4 separate regions of the Homo sapiens genome follow, and all the other regions are linked to region 1. The links are chromatin contacts, found by Hi-C in ENCODE. All regions are on one chromosome and are shown on one strand. Each heading gives the region's core, a stretch centred on a gene start or an enhancer-like site at or near the end of the contact. The rest is flanking DNA. Distances are from core to core; before and after follow the strand shown. Region 1 holds the start of ARHGAP21 (Rho GTPase activating protein 21). Region 2 holds the start of DNAJC1 (DnaJ heat shock protein family (Hsp40) member C1). Region 3 holds the start of COMMD3-BMI1 (COMMD3-BMI1 readthrough). Region 4 holds the start of RAB18 (RAB18, member RAS oncogene family).

Region 1 (2,700 bases), core at 158-2,657:
ACACACCTGGCTGTTATGCAGCCTTCAAGAAAAAATGTTCCCCATTCAAGTGCATTTTAATTCATGTCTTTCCTGGGTAGAGCAGAGGGCTGTGCATGTTGTTTTCTGCATCACCCAGACAGGGACACTTCGGTGAAGTTTTCTCCCCCACGAGGCTGAAATGGGATCACACTTTCCAAGCCCCCTCTTCGCTCCCCTCCGCCCCCCAAAAACGCAAGCACAAAGCCAGCCTGGCTGGGGCCGGCGTGGGCTCGGCGGCGTCTCCGGGTGACTCGGGCGCCGCCCCTCCGCCCCTCCGCCCCGGCCGGCGTCCCCGAGGAGGCGGCTGTTTTCCTTGGCCCGCGGCGGGGCTGGGTGGGGACGGCCGGGGAGGCGTGCGCGGCCGCGGGTGGGACGCCGGCGCCGCTCCCGCTCCAGGGCATGATTCTGGAGCTACACCCGAGCAACTCTGAAGTCGCGGCTTTTCCCCCAACTACCACTCGACACGGCTTCCCTTCCCCTGTGGCCACCTAGGGGGAAAAAACGAGAAAAAGCAAACCACCACCCACCTCCCCACGATTCCCCCGCCCCTTCCTGAGGCGGGTCGGGGACCTCGAGCTCCCGAGGAGAGCGGCCCCAATATGGACTTTCTCAAAGGTGCTAGGAGCCCCGGGGCGAGACAAAACCGGGGGCCTTACCCTTCCCGCCCGCTCGGGCCCGGCGGCCGAAGCGCGGCGGCGAGCTGAAGCGGAGACGCTGGCCGGGCGCCGGGCCCGGCCGGGACGCGCTAGGCCGCAGGCTCGGTTAATATTCATGAGCGGCCCCAGGCGCCCCTCCTCCAAGGCTGGCCGGCCGGACCCCAGCGCCCACCGCCGGCCTTTGTGCCCTTCCCTCCGCCCCGCCGCCCGCCCTTGCTCCGCACACGCGGGCGCGGCCCCTCCGCCCCCGCCGGGCGCCCGCCGCGGGCTCCCTCCGGCCCCGAGCCAGCGCCCGGCCGGGTGGCCTGTGGCGGGAAGGGAGAGAGCCCGCGGCAAGCCGGGCACTCCACGGCCCGCGAGCGCAGCGCCCTCTCGGCTGAGACGGAAAAGAAACCAGACACGCACCAGAGGAAGCGGGACGAGTGGATCCGCACGGGGCTGGCCGGCTCCGGGACAGCGCGCCCCGCCCGCCCGCCCGGCGTGAGCCGGACCCCGCAGCCGGACGATCCCGCGCTGCCCGCCGCCGCCGCCGCCGCCGCCGCCGCGCTCCGAGGCCGCCGCCCCCGGCCGGCCGCTCCCAGGCACCGCCGCGACCTGCCCCGGCCGGCCCCGGGCTCTCGGCCGCCGCAGGAGGGCGTGGGGCGGGGCGGCGGCCGCCGGACTCTCCCCTCGCCTCGCCGGGCCGGGCCGGGGCCCAGCTCCGGCGCCCGCGAACGCCAAGTGACAGAAGCGCCTCGCTCCGTGGCCGCGCGGAGCTGTTTCCCGGGGGCGGATTTCTCGCTTCTTCCTCCCTGGATCCACCTCCTCCCACTCCACCTCCTTCCCCTCCCCTCCCCAGGGGAGGCTCTGGGGCTGAATATTTTCTGTCTTGAATAACACGGGACCGGGGAACCGACGCTGGAGAAGGGGGATTAGCCGGAGGCCGGAGCGGGGTGCTCGCCTGCCCCCTCCCCGTGGGTCGCGGGACCTACAAGCCCTCGCCCCCCAGCACCCCAAAACCAGGCACACAACGCTCCCCGCCCCTGCAGTCTCCCAAGCGCTGAACGGCAGCGTCCAGGGATGGGCTTGCTCCCGGGAAAGGAGACCTGGTGGTAGACGTCTGGGGTGGAGAGGGGGACAAGCCTATAACAGCGACATCTGCAGACTCCAGGGATCAAAGGTCCTAGATTGGGGGACAGGGCTTGGCAAATTGTGCCCCCACCCCTTTTTTGCAGCGGGAAGGCAATGAAGCTGCGACGAGACGTGGGACTTCCAGATAAGGGAGTGTCCCCTCACGCCTCACAGCAAAAATCTCTTCCTGTGGTGGGAAGGGGGAAGTTAGCCAAGCGTTGCTCATTCAGTTCTTTCCCTTTTATAAATTCTGCAGAGCGGCTGAGCGAATTTGGCGCGGCTAGCGGAACTGTGGAGAGGCGGCTGCGCTTCTCTGTCCGCCACACTCCAGGTCACAGCGGCTCCGGAGCCGCGGCACAACCGCCACCCTCCCCACCCAATTCCCGGGCCTTGTCACAGACCCCGGCAGCTCGCTCCGCCCCGCCGTGCCTCACAACATCTCCCGCTGCAAATTACCCAATCGGGAGACGCGACGAGAGAACGCGAACCAATCAGGGGCTGGTAAATCAGGCTTCCCTCCGCCCTCTTCCCCGCCCCCGGGTGAAGGCCACCGCCCCCTCGGCCTCTCCTTCCCACCCCGCCCCGCTCCGGGGAGGTGGCTCCCCGGCTCCGAGCCTCGCGGGGCTGGAGGGGGAGTTGCTCGCAGTCAGAGGCAGCGTTTGTCACCTTGTCACCCTCATCCTCGCCCCCTCCCATACACACTCCCCTCCCCTTCTCGGTGCTCCTGCTGGTGCTGTTGAGGGTCATTTTTATCCTCACTGCGGCCGGGGACTGCCAGCTATTGTGTCTGATCAGCTGCCACCGCTGTCCAGAGGGAAAAAAAGAAGAACAAAACCTAGAAACTGTGGAGTCCTCTTACCTTTTCCTTCTTTCTTTCTACACTCTCCCCTGTAGACTTAGAAACATCCCTTCT
Region 2 (2,717 bases), core at 176-2,675, 2.7 Mb before region 1:
AAGCCTGAAATCAGCGAAATGTTATCTTCTCCTTCGCACAAGGCTTCAGGTAGAGACTGGATATCTACCCTCACTCAACCACCCTCAATGGTAGAACTAAAAAGCAACAAATGGATTTTACAAGTTAATGTCTTAAGCTATAGAAGAAAACGAAATGAAACAAAAGGAAAAGGGGAAAAAAAAACCCATTCCTACATTACTGACCGGGGGCTTCTCTTCCAATCGCATCCCAAGTCCTTTGCTGCTCAAAAAACTTAACACCTCCAACCTGGTTAGACGCTTCAAATTCCTCCAGATTTCTAAACTGCGAAAGCGAAACAAACATCTACCTAACAGGCTAAAAAGATGACGAAGTACAAAGTAAGAAAAACTTTTGCAACACAGACACTGGCCACAGTGCATTCCTACTTTCCCAGAAGGGAAGAGGAGGGGAGGCAGCTGAAATAAGAATAAGGATGAGGTAAGTATCGGTGGAAGATGACAGTTTAGGGTGAGAAGCGGCTGCTCTTTCTCACATTCAGGGGGACAGGAAGGCAAAAGGTAGGTGTTAAATTAAAAAAAAAAAAAAGTCTACCCACACCACTCTTCGTTCTTCCTCCAGCACAGCTGGAGGGGGAAGGCTCTTCCCCAGAACGCCGGAGCAGAGAGAAGGCATCGCCACCCTAGGCTAGTGGCGCCGTCCAGCCTGTCACTGGGGCTGGGACTAGAAAAGTTGAAGCAGGAGTAAAGATCTGGGGAAGACGGACACGTCCTTCCAAGGCTGAGGACCCCGGTGACCCGAGCTGAGGGCAGCCAGAGCCCGGGGTGACCAAGCCCTGCCCTACGTGTCCGGCTGTCTCTGAGGAACCGGGTCGCCTGACGCCTGCCCTGGCCCCTCTCCGCCCGGCCCCGCGCGCCTCCTTGCTTACCTGCTGCACCCCGAGGAACTGGTAGAAGTTGAGCTGCACCTCCTCCACTAAGTCAAACAACTCCAGGTCTCCGCTCTCCCAGCCGCGCGCCGGCGCCACGGCGGCCAGCAGCAGCAGCAGCAGCCACAGCAGCGGCGTCCGCGGCGGCGGCGGCGGGAACGGCACCAGCCCGAGCTGGCGGCGTCCAGGAAGCTGCGCCGGCTGGGAGCAAGGAGCCGTCATCGCGCTGGGCTCGGAAAGGTCACCCGCCGCGCAGCTCCGTTGGCCGAGAGCTGGGACGTGGCGGGCGGCGCTGGCTGTGGGGAACAGCGCCTGTCAGTGAAAAGCGCGGGCAGGCGCACCGGAGCGGCCCGCCAGGTGGCTGGCCCCAGACAGAGCGCGGAGGCGGCGGGAGCCGGCTGCCGGACGGGCGGGTGGGTAGGCGGGCGGGGCCGCAGCCAGCGCTACGTTCCGAAGACCCTCGCCCCCAGGCCTACACACAGCTGTAGAGGCAGCGCCCGGCGCCTGGGCTGCACAGTGGGTGAGGCTTCCCTTCGCCTCAGCCTATCCCAGGCCTCGCTTCCGGTGACATCATGTCTCCTAGCAACCGCGGGAAGGGGGCGTGGCCGGAAGCCTGGACGCCTGGCGCCCCAGATCTGGGCCTGGGTGAAATGCCTCTCAATCACTGGCGCGCACGGAGCAGCTGTACCTGCGCCCACATGGGCTGAGAGACAGGGACGGTTATAGCCATCTCGCGTCCATCTGGAACGCCCCACGTGGACTTCCCCTGAAATAGCTACTGTCTTCCTCTCCCCTAGCTATCGAACACTAAAAGCATATTTGAAGCCTGATTAATTGATTATGGCTTCCATGCATTTAATTAGTCCATCAGCAAAGAAGACAGGACAAGTTGAACCAGGTTCTAAAAGGGGCAAATCTAGTAAGTAGAGAGAGGTAGAGCAGAAAAGGAATTGAAACCAAAACAAAAAGTATACTTCTAATTATGAATTAAGATTTACAGGCATAATACCATAAAATGACCTGGTAGAATTAACAGTTAATAATGGTGACTCAATCATAGTTGGAGGAGAAATGTAGTTTATCCACCTTAGCCCACCTCCAGTTGGGGTTCCTTTGAAAACAGACCTCAATTGAGATGTTTCTGTTTTAAAAGACAGGCTAAAAACCTCCTCTCCCATAACAATGTCTCACCTTCTAGTCTTGCATTGCTTCTGTTCAAGCTCTTTTCAAGTTATTTTCTCCACCACAATTCTCTTGTGTGGACTTTATTATTGTGTGCTTAGCACAATGCATAGCACATGAGAGCACTCAATTAGTTGAACTGAATCCTGTGACTACCTCCCTACCACCATTCCCCCTACCACAGATTTTTAGTTTATTTATTTATTTATTTAGAGACGGAGTTTTGCTCTTGTTGCACAGGCTGGAGTGCAATGACACCATCTCGGCTCACTGCAACCTCTGCCTCCCACGTTCAAGCAATTCTCCTGGCTCAGCCTCCCGAGTAGCTAGGATTACAGACTCCTGCCACCATGCCTGGCTAATTTTTTGTATTTTTAGTAGAGACGGGGTTTCACCGTGTAGGCCAGATTGGTCTCAAACTCCTGACCTCACATGATGTGATCTACCCACCTCAGCCTCCCAAACTGCTGGGATTACAGGCATGAGCCACCACCCCCAGCCTAGTTTATTTTTGGTTATATCAGTTTTCTTAAAGTGAACGTCATCTTTACCAAGTCCCTAAATTAGGTTACTGTTTATTCAATGAACAAAACATCGAAATAAGATGAAATTAATGATCTTAAGCAC
Region 3 (2,843 bases), core at 242-2,741, 2.4 Mb before region 1:
TATCATGAAGTTTTTCAACTGACATTTTACTACTAATGAGAAACAAATTAGGAAGATGAGTGATGGGAAGAAAAGATGAACATGATTAATAGGTGCTTGTTTCATAAAGACTCTAGGGAGACTTTTAAATCCTTCACTGCTACTATATTCTCACCGAGTGAGGAGCCACTGCACGTGCCTTTTAAAGCTTTCAAAGGAGGGCTGAGTAGTTACTCAATCTGTTACTGATGCTTACTCCATTTGCATCCTGTTGTGAAATGAGGTACACTTTATGTATTGGTGCCAAGGTAAATGTCAACTGTATCCATCAAAAATTTTTAAAACAGACATCTAAGTTAGAAAAAGAAAATAATGTTTCACTTTGGGTCTAATGTTGCAAATAATCGCTCCTGAAGACTAAAACATCTTTGTTGTTCCGCATCCCTTCCCTCCACCCTTCAAGAACTTGCATTTTTTAACTTTTCAAGTGCTTTTGATTAAAAATACCTAATCTACTTTGCTTCACGGGTTTTTTAAAGAATCATTCTTGTTCTCTAAACCAACTTCGTAGAAATAGAGAGGAAGTTAAACTTTATACAGTATTTGAATCTTTAAAGGTATGAGCATCCTAAACAGTAACTCACTTCTAATAAAGATCTTGCCATTCCTAACTGTACTTTACTAAGGTAGCTGTTTAATAAAAACGTATTTATGCAGATTCTATAGAGCAACTAAAACGGGACCCATAGATGTGGTGAGTAGCACAAAATGTGTATGGCAGTTGGCTTTATTTGCAGCGGCATATAAAATTGTTAATAATCCTGTCAAATCTGTTCATGAATAATTTATTAATCCGATTGCTGGAGTGCAGTGCATACAGGAACTCTATGTATGCGTGCATGTGTACACACCCCCCATGCAGGAAGGACACTACTGCCGTATTCCAGAAATGACAAAAAAAAAAAAGTAAAAATAAGCAAGAATCACATAATTAGATGTCTTACAGTCTCATAAAAGGGCAGTGCTGCGAGGTTAAGCTGGTGAGCTAAAAAACAAACAAAACAAACAAAAAACCACAAAAGCAAAATCCAGTTGCCTGAGATCGGAGCTTCCCGCAGGATTCGCGCAGAGCGAGGAGCGGGGAGGACGCCGTTTGCGGGAGGCGGGGGCCGGGATCCCGACACCGTCCGCAGTCTCCCCGGGGTCTCTCAGGGAACCGAGCTGGTGGCCGTCCGAGGTAAGCGCCGAACCAAGGAGAAAGCGCCGAGCGCGTCCACAAAACGCCCGAGGCCGCCCTTCTCGCCAAGGCTCGGCAGCTCCCGCGGCCTGCGCTGGACAAGCGAGAGCTGGACGGAAACGGTGGGAGGCCGTAGGCGGCGGCTGGGGGCGCGGGACCCGCGCGCGGGCGCGGAGGCGGGCGGGGAGGCCCCGCAGCCCGCGCCGCCGCCAGCCGCCCCGAGCCGCGTGCGCGCGCGGCCGCATCAGCTGAGCGCGCGGCGCGTGTCACGTGGTGTGCGTGTCGAAGGTCACGGCGCGCTCACAATGGAGCTCTCGGAGTCTGTGCAGAAAGGCTTCCAGATGCTGGCGGATCCCCGCTCCTTCGACTCCAACGCCTTCACGCTTCTCCTCCGGGCGGCATTCCAGAGTCTGCTGGACGCCCAGGCGGACGAGGCCGTGTTAGGTAAGCCGCTCGGCTCGGCTCGGAGCTGGATCCGCCGGGGTGGAGGGGCGCTCGGAGAAGAGGAGCCGGCGGAGCGAGAAGGGGAAAGCCCCGGGAAGAGGAAGTCTCCGGGCTTTGCCCTTCGCTCCGGACGGAGTGTTGGGGACGTGGCTCTGCCAGGACTCGGAGCAGACTCTGAGCATTGTTTTGGCCCCACTTGGCACCTGCATAGAGCCAACTCCACGTTCCTGGCCCGGTTTCCCTCCCAGTCTCTTTGTTCTTTTGTAAAGCCGGTGTTCAAGTCTTGTTTGTGGCCTAAACATCTAAGGTGTTTAGCCTTGTCTGAGGCTGCGGCTGTTTTGACAGTTGGACTTCATCTGGGGAGCTCCCTGCAATTCAAGCTTCCAGGGCTAGGCTAGCAAAGGTTTAAGGGTCTGTTTCCGAAGTAATTACTAGGTCAGACAGTGTTGACATTTGCCAACTTAGAGCATACCTCAAGTTGCTATGATCACTCCAGCGCTCTAGTTCAGCATGTTTACACAGGTTCTACGCCTAGAACCTTAAACTATGATGCACAATACTTTGTTCCGCCCCAGTTACCAGGATGCGAGTGTCTTTTAAGCGATCCGGTCAGTGACTGCGGAGGTGCAGTGTCAGTATGGATTGAAGACATATTTTAAGACCGATCGCTTTTAGATGATTTTCTTAAATATAAATATCCCAACAATTCAAATTTTTGTTTTTTTTCTGTAGTTTCATGAACTAAACACTTGTACAAAAAGTATGAAAGTGGAAGTTCTTAAACGAAAATAGTAACCACCACCTGGGTTAATCTCAAAAAAAAAATGACTGTCAAACCCTGAAAGTACTAATATAATTTTGAAATTTGTATCTTATATTCTGAACTCATGCCCTACCTTCTACCCCCTTGATGTATTTGTTCATGGAGCCGGTTACCCTAAACTCATCATTTTTAGGATGGAAGTTTATTCTAAAATTGACACAATGTAAAATATTTATCTTGTTTTTCCTTTGAATTTACTCCAGTGTTAGAATGACCATTGCATTGTTATATTTTCTTTGGGGGCTATAATATTTTTTAATAGTAAAAATATTAAGGCAAAATAAGTTAATTGAAGCTAGTAATAGTAGAGTTCTTGTTGTGTTCTTTTTATTGTTTTTCACTTGATCTTGTTGCTCATCT
Region 4 (2,835 bases), core at 321-2,820, 2.8 Mb after region 1:
CCTCTGGAAAACTCCATTATATTATCATCAGAGAATGTGCATGAAAAAATAACATATTAACTATGAAAATAGTTTGATCTTGCAACCCCCCTGAAAGGTTTTCAGGGATTTCTAGGGATCTCGGGACCCCAGGGCAGGAGAGCTTGACAATACTGTGAACCTCATAAATAAGATCTTTTTGTCATAATGAAAAGTAAGCTAGATAGACTTGACTGAAGTTTCAAGGGCTATCTGATGAGAAGTGGAGGTTGTTTCATTGACATTATTCTCTAAGGTTAGGAATGGACTCTACAACATTCATTCAATTAATTCATTCAGCATACATTTATTTAGCACATATTATGTGCCATGAAGTACTCTAGATACTGAAGACATACCAGTAGACAAAACAAAATATCCTTGCCTTCATGAGACTTCTAATAAAGTAGTAAAATATATAGTGTATCAGAGAGTGGTTAAATCCTATGCAGAAAAACAATGTAAAGAGGTCTAGAGAATGCTGGAGGGATTTGCATATTTCAGTAGAATGGACAGGGAAGGCCTCTTTAAGAATGCAACATTTGAGCGAAGACCTGAAGGAGGAGAAGCCATTGGGATATCTTTTGAAAGGGCTTTTCCAGCTATTTAACAAATTAATTTCTTAACATTTGAAATTTTATTTATATGTAGTCTTTAATCAAATATCCATTGTATATGACATTAGCTGCAGGTATAAGGAAATAAGACAAGAGAACTGAGGTTTATTGAGTGCCTGCCATGTACCAGGCACTGTGCTAAGTATTATGAATGAGGTTTGGTACCTTCACTAAGATTTACAACTTAATGCAGGAGGCAAGGTGTAGACATACACTTCCTGCAGTATGGGTGTAGCAGTTCTTATGAGGAAGGAGAGTTGACTTGAAGTTGCACCGCCAGAAGTAATGCACCTGACCTACCTGAAGTCTACGCCTCCCTTTCAAGATGAATTAGGGTGCAGAGGGTGCTCTCCACTATAACAGAGGGGAAGCCAGCAAGATAATACCTGATCACACCTTTTATAGAGCACTTTGGTTAACAACATGTCTTCACAAATTAACTCACTTAACCTTCATAACAATAAGAAGCAGATGTTCTAAGAAGTGTTACTGTGTCTCTCAGAGATGGAGAAAGGCTAAGAAAGCTGGGTAGTATGACAAGGCAGTTATAAGGTAGAGCTGGACCTAAATTTAAGATAATCTGCTTCAAGCACAGTGCTTTTCCCACCGCAGTGCAGCTGTTATGAGCAGCTGCCGAAATAAAACAGCTTGATATTCTCCTGACTGAGTCCTCCCACTGACTCAAAAGGAGGGTTAGGTTGAGGCTGGGGCGGAGCTAGACCTCAAGAAGAAGCCAACAAAGTCACACACAGCGCTCCCCACCTGCGCTTGCGCAGGGGAGGAACACGCAGTCCGGAAAAACGCCGGGGATTCTGGGTCGCGCAGCCGTGGAGCTACCTCAAGGCGGAACTGGGGAGTCCAGGGCTTCGGCAGCCTGAACACCCGGTGTGAAAGGAAGGTGGCAGACGTGGAGCGGCGCGCATGCGCAGCAGCTCACTCTGCTGAAGGGCTGAGAGGCGCACCCGGGCGGCCAGCTGGGCTCGGAGCGGAACGGGGTCAGGATGGACGAGGACGTGCTAACCACCCTGAAGATCCTCATCATCGGCGAGAGTGGGGTGGGCAAGTCCAGGTGAGGCGGAGGTGCGGGTCGTGACGAGGGTGGCTGGGCTCTTTCTGCCCCGGTGGCTGCTGTCTCCTGGGCCGCGACGGGAACTGTAAACTGCAGCGGCGGGCTCGGGCCGGCTCCGCTCGCGCCCTCCTCGGCCTCTGGGCCGCGCTCTCCCGCGACGTTTGCTTTCCTCTCCCCACCCGCGCCTGCCTGGTTCCCGGCCTTTGCCAGGCCCAAGTTCTCTGGGTCGCTCTCCCTCCTGTAGCGCCGAGAAAACACCATTCCGAGGGCCGCCGCTCGGCCGGCAGGTTTGCTGCGCGGAGCTCAGGGCGTGGCGGGCTGGTTTGGGCCCGAATCCGGCCGGGGGCGCCTTGCCTCGAACCTCTCGGGGTTCAGGCTGCCTGCCACCCCGAGACCCGGGAGACATAGCTTTCCCACTTGAGGGTTTCTGTGGGGCCTTCTCTAAATACATAATGTCCTCGGGAAGTTTCGTGACGCCTTAGGTCCCATTCCTGGCCTGTTTGGGCGCAGCTTAATGTCGATTCTTTTACTTTTTTATTAGTCGGCTGTGAAAGAACTGGATCTTGTGACTGCTGGAAAATTTCGCTTTAGTGTAAGGTCCGAGTGCTTCAGCCGTGGGCCACCTTTGAAAATAAAATGTAATTGTTATTTCTCATTTTGCCACATCCTGTGGAGACAGAAGATTAGTGTTGTGCTTTCATTTTTTACTTTTTCCTTGGGGAAAATAATATTGACAGTGGAGTTGAGTATAAGGTAAGACATGGATCTAGGTGGATGTTGCTAGAGGGCTGTGATTTCATCCAGGTCTTGGAAGAGAGTTCTCCAGCTGATGTCATTCTTGCCATCTGATTATGAGTAGGTTATGTTCAAGGCCGTCCTGATCCTTAAACCACATTTGCACTCCAGGGGCTGTAATCAGTTTCATATTTTAGCTATACCTTCTGATACACGTATCTTTCAAATAATTTTTTGTATTTCATAAATTGAAATAGCCTTAATTCTACAAACTAGAATGAAAGCTCTCCTCAAATAACTTGTAAAAGTCACTTCATAAAGTCTTACTTTTTAAAAGCTTCTTCAGAATTTGAAAGCTTATGTAATATATTCTGATATTATTTACTTATTTATTTA

What was found. Hi-C counts contacts between places; a loop is a spot of excess contacts on that map. Pooled maps may share reads with other maps.
Region 2: a loop to region 1 is called in a map of B cell, with 8 times the contacts of the local background. The contact joins the promoter of DNAJC1 here to the promoter of ARHGAP21 in region 1. A Hi-C loop is called at or near these places in 1 of 168 maps with a recorded cell type or tissue (B cell), 1 of 37 single-sample maps with no recorded cell type and 7 of 50 pooled maps.
Region 3: a pooled map shows a loop between it and region 1 (9-fold over the local background). The contact joins the promoter of COMMD3-BMI1 here to the promoter of ARHGAP21 in region 1. A Hi-C loop is called at or near these places in 1 of 168 maps with a recorded cell type or tissue (gastrocnemius medialis), 1 of 37 single-sample maps with no recorded cell type and 12 of 50 pooled maps.
Region 4: a loop to region 1 is called in a map with no recorded cell type, with 30 times the contacts of the local background. The contact joins the promoter of RAB18 here to the promoter of ARHGAP21 in region 1. A Hi-C loop is called at or near these places in 3 of 37 single-sample maps with no recorded cell type and 10 of 50 pooled maps.

Annotation. Positions count from the first base shown.
Region 1 is chr10:24,722,480-24,725,179 of GRCh38, forward strand. It overlaps ARHGAP21 (Rho GTPase activating protein 21), which reads right to left and starts at 1,408. Exons shown (of 26, transcript NM_020824.4): 1 at 1,083-1,408. RefSeq lists silencers at 188-497, 558-917, 938-1,017, 1,108-1,177, 1,208-1,397 and 1 more and an enhancer at 941-1,851.
Region 2 is chr10:22,002,305-22,005,021 of GRCh38, forward strand. DNAJC1 (DnaJ heat shock protein family (Hsp40) member C1) reads right to left here and starts at 1,426. Exons shown (of 12, transcript NM_022365.4): 1 at 909-1,426. The coding sequence starts at 1,130. RefSeq lists a silencer at 1,060-1,429 and enhancers at 1,090-1,590, 1,470-1,519, 1,550-1,679.
Region 3 is chr10:22,314,897-22,317,739 of GRCh38, forward strand. COMMD3-BMI1 (COMMD3-BMI1 readthrough) reads left to right here and starts at 1,492. Exons shown (of 14, transcript NM_001204062.2): 1 at 1,492-1,660. The coding sequence starts at 1,522. It overlaps COMMD3 (COMM domain containing 3), which reads left to right and starts at 1,492. Exons shown (of 8, transcript NM_012071.4): 1 at 1,492-1,660. The coding sequence starts at 1,522. RefSeq lists a silencer at 1,350-1,469 and an enhancer at 1,740-2,039.
Region 4 is chr10:27,502,734-27,505,568 of GRCh38, forward strand. It overlaps RAB18 (RAB18, member RAS oncogene family), which reads left to right and starts at 1,571. Exons shown (of 7, transcript NM_021252.5): 1 at 1,571-1,704. The coding sequence starts at 1,637. It overlaps LOC124902399 (a long non-coding RNA gene), which reads left to right and starts at 1,712. Exons shown (of 2, transcript XR_007062097.1): 1 at 1,712-1,991; 2 at 2,246-2,359. RefSeq lists enhancers at 1,267-1,536, 1,647-1,706.